Regions from separate parts of the Homo sapiens genome. Here region 1 is linked to region 2. Evidence: chromatin contacts called from ENCODE Hi-C data. All regions are on one chromosome and are shown on one strand. The core of a region is the stretch at or near the end of the contact, and the rest is flanking DNA. Distances in the headings are between cores, read along the strand shown. Region 1 overlaps PLCB1 (phospholipase C beta 1). Region 2 has its middle 170 kb from the start of HAO1.

Region 1 (5,651 bases), core at 1,739-4,238, 440 kb before region 2:
AGACTGAAATCATATAGAGAAGGTGAGTGACAAAGCACCTCAGTGGTGAGCCACGCACAAGAGGACACATTTGGGAGAATGTCCCTGGTAAGGGGGAGAATAGGAGGTATCTGCCACTAGTTGTGGCATGTCAAAGAAGTGGGTTGACACCACTATTTTGGTTTTGGTTTGCCCAGGGTTCTGAATGCTCTATAATGAATAGACTTAGAGCTCCATGTACTTGAGTTTCTATATAGGCACCGCAGATGTCAAATATTTTTATGTTCATCTATAGCAAGAGAAATACTCTGAATTTCTCCCTCTTATGCTATATCATTTTTGTGTACTCTTATAAGATATCTTTAAATATGAGGATTTGTGGGGCCTTTTCTCTGACCTTTTTGAGGGGAAGGATCTTCTACTTCCCAGGAAACTACCTTTGGTTGAGTGGACACCATGAGTCACGATCAGGTTTCTATTTCTACTCAACCATACCCACTTTCTATCTTTACTTAGAATCGTATTTTTAAACTCAAATTCATCTCTGAACTCTGCCTCTGTTTTAGAAGTCCTCTTTAAACTGTGGAGACCAAAACAGAACACAACACATTCTACTTTAGCTTTGTGGAAGAGAATTACAGAATTCCAGCATGGTTTCAGATTGAGGTTTGTTTCTAGCTTCAGGAGTGAATATTGCAGCCTTGTACTCAGTCTGAGATCCACAATGACCATAGCATTTGAGCTATGTTTTCCCTATCCTAAAATTTTATATTGCCCAATAGCTTTGCTAAATTCATTCTGTGAATAGAAGTCCATGCACAAAGTATGATGGGTGCTTTCAATTATAAAGACTCCCTAAGTAAAAAACATACAGTTTACATAAAACTTTGCCAAGGACTCCCAAATATGGCAGTTCTTCAACTGTGAGAGCCTTCCAATTTTTCTGAACTCATGTCCCCATGTCCTATAATCATATAAAATGTCAAAAGGATCCTAAAATATCAGCTAATTTTAACAAACTCCTCAACATCATATAAATAGGCTTTTTAAATGAAAAGCATAAAAAGAAAGAAAGCGCAAAACTGAATTACTGAATGATGTGGGTATCATCAAATTAGGGTATCATCCAATTAACTCTGCATAAAGTAGATTTCTCTCTTACGATGTGTGTACTGCTCCCTGCTGTGAATTAAATATATATATAAATATATATACATACATATAAAACTTAAATTATGGCAGATTGTCTAATATTTAGCCCTACTTCAGCACTTTTCAAAGATCTCTAAGGCTGCCTTCTGAGGCTGATTTACTTGTGCAAGTTTTGGATCTGAGCCCAGAACACTTGGTCTGTATAACCAAAACAATACTGATGGTCACGGAGCACCTGATGAACACAAATTTGTCAAGACGTACAAAAACTCTAAATGTTCACAACCTAGCCTTAGCCTCAAACTAGGACTGTTGTGAGAGAATTCCAAACAAATTGCATACTCTCTGGCTGTCGTGCTCCAAGAGGGACGGGGGCTGCGAAATGTCAGCTATTTGAAGGGAAAAAACTGGCCCCCACCACCTTCCAAAAACATACTATGGCTTCTGATTGGCTGCAATTCAAAGCTGTCCTCTGGCTTGCGAGGCGACATGATGTTGCCGTCTCTAATCCCTCAACAGACTACAAAGATGCTCCCCAAGCATCCTAGCTTCAAAGCCTTCCAAGAATCTGTTTGAACTTTTTTTTTTCTCTGTTAGCTACTTAAGTTTTCAGGTTTTTACGGCCTTTTGAGATTAACAAATCGATTCCGAAATTTAAGAAGCAGATACATCTGAGTGGGTGCTTATGGGTTGGCTTTTATTTATAGTGTGGTGGAAGGTGGGAGGAGAAAGGTCTGATGGGAGCTTTCAGAAGGTCAAGAGATCAGAACAACAAAATAATCTTCTCAGTGGCCTCAAATTCACATGGTAAACACACAGCTTCTGCATTCAGCCTGTCTATGTAAATCAGACTCTGTCCTGAAAAAGTAGCTGTGGAGCTGAGAAGGAAAAGGACTTTTTCAGCCAGTAGCACACAAAGGAATTAGATGGTGGGAAACCTATTTCAGCAATAACTGCACCATTTTCCATTTAGTTTGGACTTTTGTCTGTCTTGCCCTCCACAGCCACACCTCAAGCAAGAAAGTGCAAACAGTCCCCGCAAATAACTTCAGGAGTAGCACTTAGATCCTTTTTATATTTGAGAGTGAAAAAAGAAGGCAAAATAGCACACACCCCCAAAACTATCATCCCAAACTCCACGATTCCTTATGGGCAACTCGCAGGCCACATCAGAGGATATTATCACATGAAAAAAGAATGAGGTGACATTAGGTCTTGAAATAAAAGACATTAGTTCTAAATGGAGGAAAAGCAAGTCTGCAAAATGCAGTAGTAGGCATAGTTCAGTAGCCTTTTAATGAATGAAGACACAGGGTATTGGGCTGTTCTTGCATTGCTATGAAGAAATACCTGAGACAGGGTAATTTATAAAGAAAATGTTTAATTGGCTCTGCAGCCGGTACAGAAAGCATAACACAGATGTCTGCTTCTGAGGAGGCCTCAGGAAGGTTACAATCATGGCAGAAGGCAAAGGGGGAGGAGGGGTCTCGCATGGTGGGAGCAGGAGCAAAAGAGAAAGAGCCAGGCGCCACACTTTTAAATAGGCAGATCTCCTGAGAAGTCAATCACTGTCGTGAGGACAGCACTAAGAGGATGGCGCTAAACCATTCATGAGAAATCCGCTTCCATGATCCCATCACCTTCCACCAGGCCCCACCTCCAATACTGGGGATTACAGTTCAACAGGAGATTTGTGCAGCGACACAGATCCAAACTATGTTACATAGCTACTTTCATCAGCATATATATAATACCCATTTCAGTTGTGGTTTGTAAATCAGTCCCAAAGCTGGAAGCTTACGTGTAAGACTGCTCTTTACCTCAACCTCCTTTGTTTCGCTTTTGCTTTTTAGTCACCTTAATCAGGAGGGTTTGTAAACACATTTTCTATTGTCCCTGCTTTGGTCTAATATTTAAGGATTAAAGTATAACAGAACTGCTAGTTGTGACACTAAATTAGACTAGGACTCTCTGCCCTGTCGGAAAATGACGTTATTTGTATTTCCTTGCTAAATGCTGGAAAGTAACCGCATTACTGGGGAGAACTTCCTCCAAAAGAATCATGAACAATCTGCTTACATGCTTACAATCTGCTTACAAGTCATACAAGATAAGCAAGATCTAATTTTTAAATTCTAAGCATTCTTTTTATATTTCATGACAATTTGTGATAATGCAAACTTAATCATGTTACTCTTATGAAGACACACACACACACACCACCACCACCACCACCATTTCCCTTATTTCCACCTTGCTTAAATTCTTCATTGGCTTCTTATTGCATTTCAGATGTAACAAAAAATGCACAACAGAGCAAGCTTTATTCTGACCCCTGTTCTGGCTTTACCTTTGACCAAACTTCACCTTGTGTTCTGGGCTCAGCCACTGGGCCTTATAACTTCAACAACTCTAACTTGCTCTGCTACCTCCTGCTGCAGGGCCTTTGTATGTCTCTGATTTCAAAGCTCTTCCTCCCAGCCCACTTCCTACCCCCATTACTTTGGATAATTAGTTCTTACTCACCTTTGGAGCTAAGATCACTTCCCAGTGAGCTTTTCCCTGAAGACCCTGGTCACTGCCAGCCACCATCAGACTGAATCATGTCCTTCTGTATTCACCCTTCGCATTTTGGAAAAGCACAGGCATTCCTGCCATTATCTAATGGACATTTTTTTCTTGATCCACTAGACCTTAAGCTTCACAAAAGCAACTATGAAACATAATGCTCTTGTTTACCACTTTAGCCTTCAGGGTAACACCAGGCCCCCAAAATTCTTGGATGAATTAGTGAACACACTTTTTGTCACCATCAAGCTTTGAGACAATAGAGTTGTGAAGACTCAGAAGGAAACATGGTGTGCAATCTCAAAGGTACCTGAAGAGGCTTGAATGAAGTGGCCATTCACAAAGACAGGAGTGGAGGAAGAGAACTCAGGAAGGAAGAAACTTTGTTTTCCTTCATACAGATTTGCAAAGAAAAAAAAAATCTACAATGTCAACTTTTGATATAGCTTTCATGGTAACGAAGGTGAAAATTTAAATGTTCACATACTTTGATTCTGCATTTTCACATGTAAATTCTAAAATATGTAGTAGAATGTTCTTTGGGAGTCTCTGCATGTGGAGTGCAACTGGAACTTCAAAGTGCTCTAAATGTCCTTCGAGAGGCAAATAAATAATGGCATACTCATGCAAGGGTATATCATTCAGCCATCAGCAGTGAACAATGCTTTTGGCCAAGGTCTGAAGTTGTAGAGATGTTTCATCTTTTGCGTTTTGTATGCCTACGTGGCTTGTGTTTTCTCTAATTTTATATTGCTTTTAAAATTATAAATCTCAGTAACAATTAAGAAGAATCACTATGACTAAACCATTTCATTTTATAAATGGTAACAAAGTGACTCAGAGACATGTTTACTTGAAAAAGGTCACAGAGCAGAAAGAGGAAGTCTCCTGTCAGAATCTTACTCCAGGGCTCTTTTCACCCACCGTATTTTCTTGATGTCAATTGTATTTAGAATAAAATGCATACAAAATGGTTAGATAGTAATTCTGGAAAAAATTGAACAATTACTATGATGAGCTAAAAATTCAAATGCTGTTCTAGACTTAGGAAATTGAGTTCTCATGTATTTATGCTGAAGAAGTTTTGATTTGCTTGAAAATAAAGCAAAACAAAAATCAGGCTTTTCTAATGTACCACTAATGAATCACCCTTGTGACAATTCTTGAATTTTACTGCAATAAAAATCATAGAAACTAGGAACATCTATCACAAGAAGTAAAATACAAATATACAAATATAAATACAGTTCAGTAAATATAAATATATTGGAGAAGTTCCTTGTCCCTGGGTGGGCTGGAATGAAGTTCACTGACGTCGGAGCATAATTACTAAAAATAATTCAAACATCAATTAATATTCAAAACAATGACATTCATATTTCAGCTACTTTCAGTTGCTAATAAAAGAAATTAAAAGGCTTATAATATGAAAAGGATATTAATAGCTTAATGAAGATTGACCTAGAAAGCAGATTTTTATTTTAACCCAGGAAAGATTTATAGATAATGAACTGCTTTTAATGATTTATTTTAGGAAAACTGATACACTGGGAGATTTTGCAATCTGTTCCAATCATAATTCACAAAAGAACTGCAATAGATGTTAAGAGAAATTGAAATGAATACATCTTCTGCTCTAAAACACAAAACTAAGTAAAATTTAAGGAATCTCGGCAACTCAAAACAACACAGTCTATATGTTCCTATCTTACTTCATCATCAATATCCATCATTCTGCATCCTCTCCTTTCTCTGAAGATTTATATAGACCAATCTATATCCCTACAACTTCATTTGAATGTAATTATATGTAGAGAACCTAAAAGTCCAAATTCAGTAAAATTTGTAAATGCTCATCACTGGCATTTTTCTCATAGTAGCCAACAAACACTTCCATGTAAATGGTCTAAAATGGTGTTATGCAAATAGAGATAGAAGTATACATAAAGATT
Region 2 (6,499 bases), core at 2,414-4,913:
TCTTCTTCTTCCAATGTGCCCCAGGGAAGCCAAAAGATTGAACACTCCTGATCTAAATGACAGATATGGCCATGGATACCCTCTCAAGGAATATGTTAATGCTTTGCAAACAGGGAGAGACTTTTCCTCATTCCTTTGTTTTGAAATAGAAAATTCCAAATTTAGTTCTTTTGTTTGGACCCTGTTAGTGTCTTACATTCAACTTTAGGCCAACTGGCTCTGCCTGGGGGTAGTGTAATATAACTGAAAGTCTATTGTAGAATTCCATGACTAAAAACAAGTGAAGAAAATATTCCCTAGGAGATGTTATTCACAGAAAAGAGGATGCTTCCTTGGCAGAAAAAAAAAAATAGATGACAAATTCATAGTATTTGAACAAATAACCCCAAGCCAAGTGAAAGTTTATTATATGCAATTCATATTCAAAAGTCCTTGATTAGGTTTTATGTCAGTGTGTTTCTCAATATTGTTCATGGATAATCTACATAATAATCACAGGAAAACATAATGGACCTAAGTTTGAGAATCTCCACTTTAAATTTTCTGATGCAAAAGTATTTTGTGAGATCAAAAGGAGAAAAACAAGAAATTCTGCTATCTGATGATGACATCAGCATGAAACGATCCCTTTGTTCTTCACATAAAGGACATGCAACTGTGCTTTTACATTTTCTGGTGGCTTATTTGCAATATTTGAAGTAAAATGGCTCTAATTATGTTTTCCTTTTTCTTTTCCCCTTTTAAACCTCCCTTTTCTCACAACTCACTGCACATTTATTGACTAAGACTTTCTTTCCTACTCTCCTCTATTCCTACGGATGCATTTTCAGTTTACTCTCCAACTACTTTCCATTTTCCATTTGCATTATTAAAATACAATCTACAATTCTGTATCTGAAACCCGTGGGCCCAGATGTATTTTAGAATTTTTTTTGTCCTTGAGAAATATCCCATGTATTAGTGAGGTCTGAGTCAAGGCAATACAATACTCCATATTCAAACACATTAATATTTCTGCAGTGAAACTAAGTGGGATAAATATTACAAAAAACAAACAAACATAAACCTTGTCAGTGAAGGTCAGCTTTTGCCATGAATAAGTTACCGAAACCTTGAGGTTTCAAACTGTTGATACTTGTGAATTGCAGATAAGAGATTGCCTCAATAACTAGCCTTATTTCTTGCCCTCAATATAACTTTCTGTTTCAAAGAATATTTCAAAGATGCGCATTTATTTATGAATAAATGGACATGAAGGGAAATATCATGATGGACAAAACAAAGAATGGGTACAGAGAAAGAAGGCCATCAGTCTGCAGGCTGAGTAAAATTTACTAAGTATCACTCTTTAATTTGGAGTGTTGTTATGATATGGAGGAACTGCTGACAACTTATTTCAGTCTCAGGTGTTTAAATACCCTACATATATTTGGGGGGCAAGTTGTTGAGATATTTTCCTTAAAAATCTTATACCATCTCTATTGGTGATGGTGAATTTTCTTGCATATTCTCAATACTCTGTGTATTGGCTATCTCTCTATTTCTTATCATTCTCTCCATTACCTATCTGTCTTCAATCTTATCACATCCTGTGTTAGTTGTATTTATTACCTGTGTTAGTTGTATTATTATTGCTGTGTAACAAATAACAAAAACACCTCAGTGTCATATGACAATTTGGGTTTATTGCTCACATGTCTGGAGTCATCTGGGAGTTGGCCGGGTGACTCTGCTGAACTATGCTTAACTTACATGTCTGGGCTTGCCTGGTTGTTGGCTGATCTAGACTCTTGGCTCAGGCAACTGTGCAGCTGGAGCAGCTTGGCTCTACTTCCTATGTATTCATTCTCCAACATGCTATCTCAAGCATTTTCTCATGGCAATGGCGGAGGCATAGTAAAGCAAGCCCCAGTGAACAAGCCCATTTCTAGATTCTGCTTGTGTCACACCTGCTAACACTCCATTGGCCTAAGCAAGTCATATGATTGAGCCGAAGTGAAGGGACAAATCACCCCATCCCCAGGTCGGTGGCCCAGAAATGTTACATGGCAAAGGATGTGGATACAGAGAGAAATGAAGAATTGTAAGAATCCTCACAGTCTTCAACTCTTCTCTCCTCTGGACTTCCTTGCTTAACCTCTGATACAGTTTGATATGGTCACAATTTATTTCTTTCTGTTTACAGTTCACTCCATGCAACCTCTGTCCTGGCAATCTTGAATTATTTCCCGCTCCTATATACACACCATGATTGTCTATGCTGTTCCCTTTGCTTATGGTGTTTTCTCCTCTCCCAATTTAATCCTTCAAAGTCTGGCTGAAATAATAAAGTGTACATGAATCTTTCCCCGTGTATGATAACTCTTTGTATGCAATGCCCTGTACTAACCAACAAACTGAAGGTAGGGTCAGTGCCTGCTTCATCTCAGTATTACCCACTATGCCTTGAACAAATAGGGTCATGAAAAGAGCATGGCTCACTTCATAAATAGAAGGCCCTACCAAAAGTTTATCATAGAGGAAAAGATTAGTAAAAATGTAAACTGTATGGAAAAATTTTCACTTCTTTTATGAGTTTAAAAAAAAGAAGAAAATCAGCAGAAGAGAATATATTTTACTGTTTAGTTAGGGCTTAGATCATAGCCCACATGGCATTGGGCATAAGGGTGGGAATATCATATTTTGTGAAGCCACTACAACTTGTATTCAAATTCTGAAATGATTTCACTTGATTATTTGTATAAACTGAGGTAGGTTATGGATGTTCTAAGGACTTATTTTTTCTTTTCATACATTTATTGTGAGAATTAAATGGGACTTTTAATTATGTCCCATTATATTATTTATAACTAAAATGTACATATATAAATTATGTAGGGCAACTGACATTATAGGCATTGAGAAATGTCAATTTTCATTTCCTTCTATTCGTTCGAAAGAAAGGAAGTTAAATAACACGATCAAGTAATAATTTAATCTTTTCTTTAGCAATTTCACACACTCAGTGTAACACACATTTACATTAATTTCCTATTCTTTACCAGCTCTCTGGAGAGTCCTGTGGCACACATACAGGGAAGAGTGAGGCACCTCAACCTCTGCACACCAATGATTTGTGACAATGGTGGTCAGCTCCTGTAACATCCTCTGTCTCAAGTATCTGTCTCATAGTCCAGATGGTTGGCAAAACATAATCTGAAAACCTACGAAGTTGCTTTTTATATCTGGAGATGGGCTGATGTTTGATGTCCTGATCTAGTACATCAAAATCTTGTGGAGAAACCACGAGTCTGTCTCTTGTCTGCATAGAATTCAAGTGGACTGCCCTTGGGCCAAAATGATTTTGCAGCTTCAGAAGCAAAAAAAGAAGAAAACTGACAGTGGCTCCAAAGTGACCCTAAACCCACTCTGTACCTTGTTCTGACATTGCTCAGCTACCCAGAGGTTTGATTTTAGTCTTCTAGGCCTCAAAACAACCCTCTAATGGCCCTATGAAAGTGATTTATGTGCAGTACAGGAATAACACAATACCAGTTCTGTGGCCAAAGAGAAGTGAATTGTTAACCTTGGTGCTTTGGGTTTTGGTTTGTCAATTACGTAGAGAAGCTCCCGACAGTATAGTTGTTGGTCAGAAATGAAACACCTGGCAATCTGCCACATCCTGTGGAGTTGAGATCTTGCTTTTGATTTGAAAAGCAGCATCATATTTGTATTTCCACTTAAGTGACTTTCAGCTGCTTTTGAATCACCTGAAGTTGAATGAAAGTATATTTTACCAGGTGTTTTCTAAGCAAGATTGCTTAGAAATCTGCCAGAGTTACTGGGAACTGATTTGTTCATATGTGTAATCATGAATGGGCTCACCAATTTCTAAAAACAAATGATAAAAATAGAAAGACATAATAAGTCTACAGTAAACTAATTCTTTATACTTTTTCATGAGAACAGGTTAAATCTATACTTAGGATGGGAAAAAGCAAAGACGTATTCATTTTATTAAGCCATACCAAACAATGAAAAACCAGGAAGGAAGTAGTTATTATTATAAGAGAGCTCTACTGTCTGTTAAAATACAAATAAGAAGAAGCACTTTTGTGTGTGTGTGTGTGTGTGTGTGTGTGTGCGATCCTGCATATGGCAGCTTGATAAAGTAAAAGACATTGATAGTAGGCTTAGCTCATGATTCTCTGAGATAGAGATTAGCATAGAGAATCTAATTAATTAGAAATGCTCTTATGATGAACATTTGTGGAAATGAGGGAGAAAGAGCAGAACTGGATAGAGGGATGATACAGTTTGAATGTTTGTCCTCTCTGAAACTCATGTTGAAACTTAATCCCTAATGTGGCAGTATTAAAAGATGGGACTTTTGAGAGGTGATTGGATCATAAAGGCTCTGTCTTTTTCATGAATAAATTAATTCATTCATCAACTAATGGGATTAATAGGTAATGAGTTATCATGGGAGTTGGCCTGGTGGCTTTATAAGAAGAAGAAAAGAGAGCTCAGCTAGTACATTTAGCTCCCTCACAATGTGATGCCCTTTGCCACCTGAAGACTCTGCAAGCATTCTCGCCAGCAAGAAGATCCTCACCATATGTGACTCCTTGACCTTGGACTTCTCAGCCTCCATAACTGTAAGAAATAAATTTATTTCCTTTATAAATTACCTAGTTTCAGGTATTCTGTTGTAAGCAACAGAAAATAGACTAAGACAAGGGAGATTGCAGTTCCAGTGAAGCAGTAGGGGGTTGGGGCTAGAATGGCCCCTTGGAGTTGGCCCAGCTATATCTCTTTGTGATCAGTCATTGGATGTAGGCTGCACTGGAAAGAGTCATGATCTAGGACAAGCCTGGTTTTTCAGCTAAAGCAGTCTCCCCGAGGAGGACTGGCAGTAGAAGTCGTCTTCTAGCAGCATTACCCAGCAAATGAAGGGATAAGCCTTTCAGTCCTAAAGGGGGTTTTAGATATCACAGGGCCCAACACACTACTTCACCAGTTTATTTTTTTTCTTACAACTCAAGTTTCTAGTCCATAAGAATTACTTTTGTCACCTCCTGTCCCCAAGCACCAAGCAATAATCAAAAGTGCCAGATTCATGGATAAGTTTGCTCTTTTTATTTTTACAAAATGATATTGATTCAAGCCTATCACTTTATATTAATTGAGTATTTATGTGCTCATTGAATTCAGCAAATACGCAAAGCATTGCGAACATTTTGGTGAACAAAACAAAGTCCCTGTCCTCCTGGAGCTTATGGCCAACCCTCCCCATTATTGACACCAACTTATGAAGTGTGTCTTCTGTAGAATAGCTTGTGATTTTGGATTATGGCAGAATAAAAAGAGGGCCTCTGAAAAACAACACTGTTTTTCAATTTTCCATCATCAGACTAATAATCGTGGGCATGAACATACTTATGATTTACAATAAAAACATAAATCCAATTATACAGTTTTAAATTAAATTTGAAGGCTAACATGTAGCCCATGACTGTCTACTTTTATTGCATATTCATTTCCTGTTTTGCAGGTATTAGTTTGAAAAAATACTTTGAAGGAGTAGGAATTTATCCATGAAGTGAAAAGAGACTAAAGTAACTAATTCAAATGAGGAAGTTTTTTTTATTAGTGAATTATGCCATTCTCACATTCTTCAAACTTAAATGTTTAACCGCTCTAGCTAAATTGATCTCATTCTATTGTAATTTTGACGTGAATAAGTGAAGAGTAGAATGGAAATTATAGGTCAGAAATTATCTCCTCTAAGTAGCATGATTCTTAGTTGCTGTTCTGTCATTGTACCCATGTTGTGGCTCAAGGGTTTATTTAATAACTGCTCGATAATGACAAATGAGAAGGACATTATAATAGATGTATTTAATGCCAGTAGAGAAGTCTGTTTTCATGAGCACCCTTTTGGTTACTAGTGTTATATAACAAACTGTCTCCAAACTTACTGACTTATAGCAACAACTGCTTATTGCTCATGATTTTGTTGGTCAGAAAACCAGACTGGATTCAGCAAGGGAAGTTTATTTCTGCTCAAGAATATATGGGGATGACATGACAACTGGGGACTGGAATATTCTGGAGGCATCTTTGTTCCAATGTCTGGCACATGGTCTGGTATGACTCTTGGATCACTGATCGGAGTGCCTGTCGGTGGCTTTTCCACATAGCTTGGTTTCCTCAGACATGGTAGCAATAGGGTAATTGACCCTCTAATGAGATAGTTTAGGACTCTAAGCATGAGTGTTCTAGTGGATATGAGGCCTTTCATATTCTAGCCTTACAGTAAAACACCTCATCCCTCAATTTATCAGTCGAAGCATTCACGAGCCTGCCCAGATGCAAGGACAAGGATGTAAACTGTGTCTCTTCATGGGAGCAGTCCTGATATCAAAAAATTTGTCCCCATGTTAAAAAAAAATTTCTGCAGGTATTGTAAATCCGAAATAGAGAGCTGTAGAAAAAAATATTCTGCATCATGTAAACC

The links. Hi-C counts contacts between places; a loop is a spot of excess contacts on that map. Pooled maps may share reads with other maps.
Region 1: a map with no recorded cell type shows a loop between it and region 2 (18-fold over the local background). The contact joins two enhancer-like sites. A Hi-C loop is called at or near these places in 4 of 37 single-sample maps with no recorded cell type and 3 of 50 pooled maps.

What each region holds. Positions count from the first base shown.
Region 1 is chr20:8,211,393-8,217,043 of GRCh38, reverse strand. All of the region lies in intron 2 of PLCB1 (phospholipase C beta 1), which reads right to left. Among named protein-coding and RNA genes, the nearest start is that of PLCB1-IT1, 34 kb to the left of the region's middle. RefSeq lists an enhancer at 3,005-3,054. Within about 2 kb of position 2,988, at least 5 of the 41 ENCODE cell types and tissues checked have a DNase peak (open chromatin) inside an H3K27ac peak, as active enhancers do.
Region 2 is chr20:7,767,840-7,774,338 of GRCh38, reverse strand. No RefSeq gene overlaps it. Among named protein-coding and RNA genes, the nearest start is that of HAO1, 170 kb to the left of the region's middle. Within about 2 kb of position 3,663, at least 2 of the 41 ENCODE cell types and tissues checked have a DNase peak (open chromatin) inside an H3K27ac peak, as active enhancers do.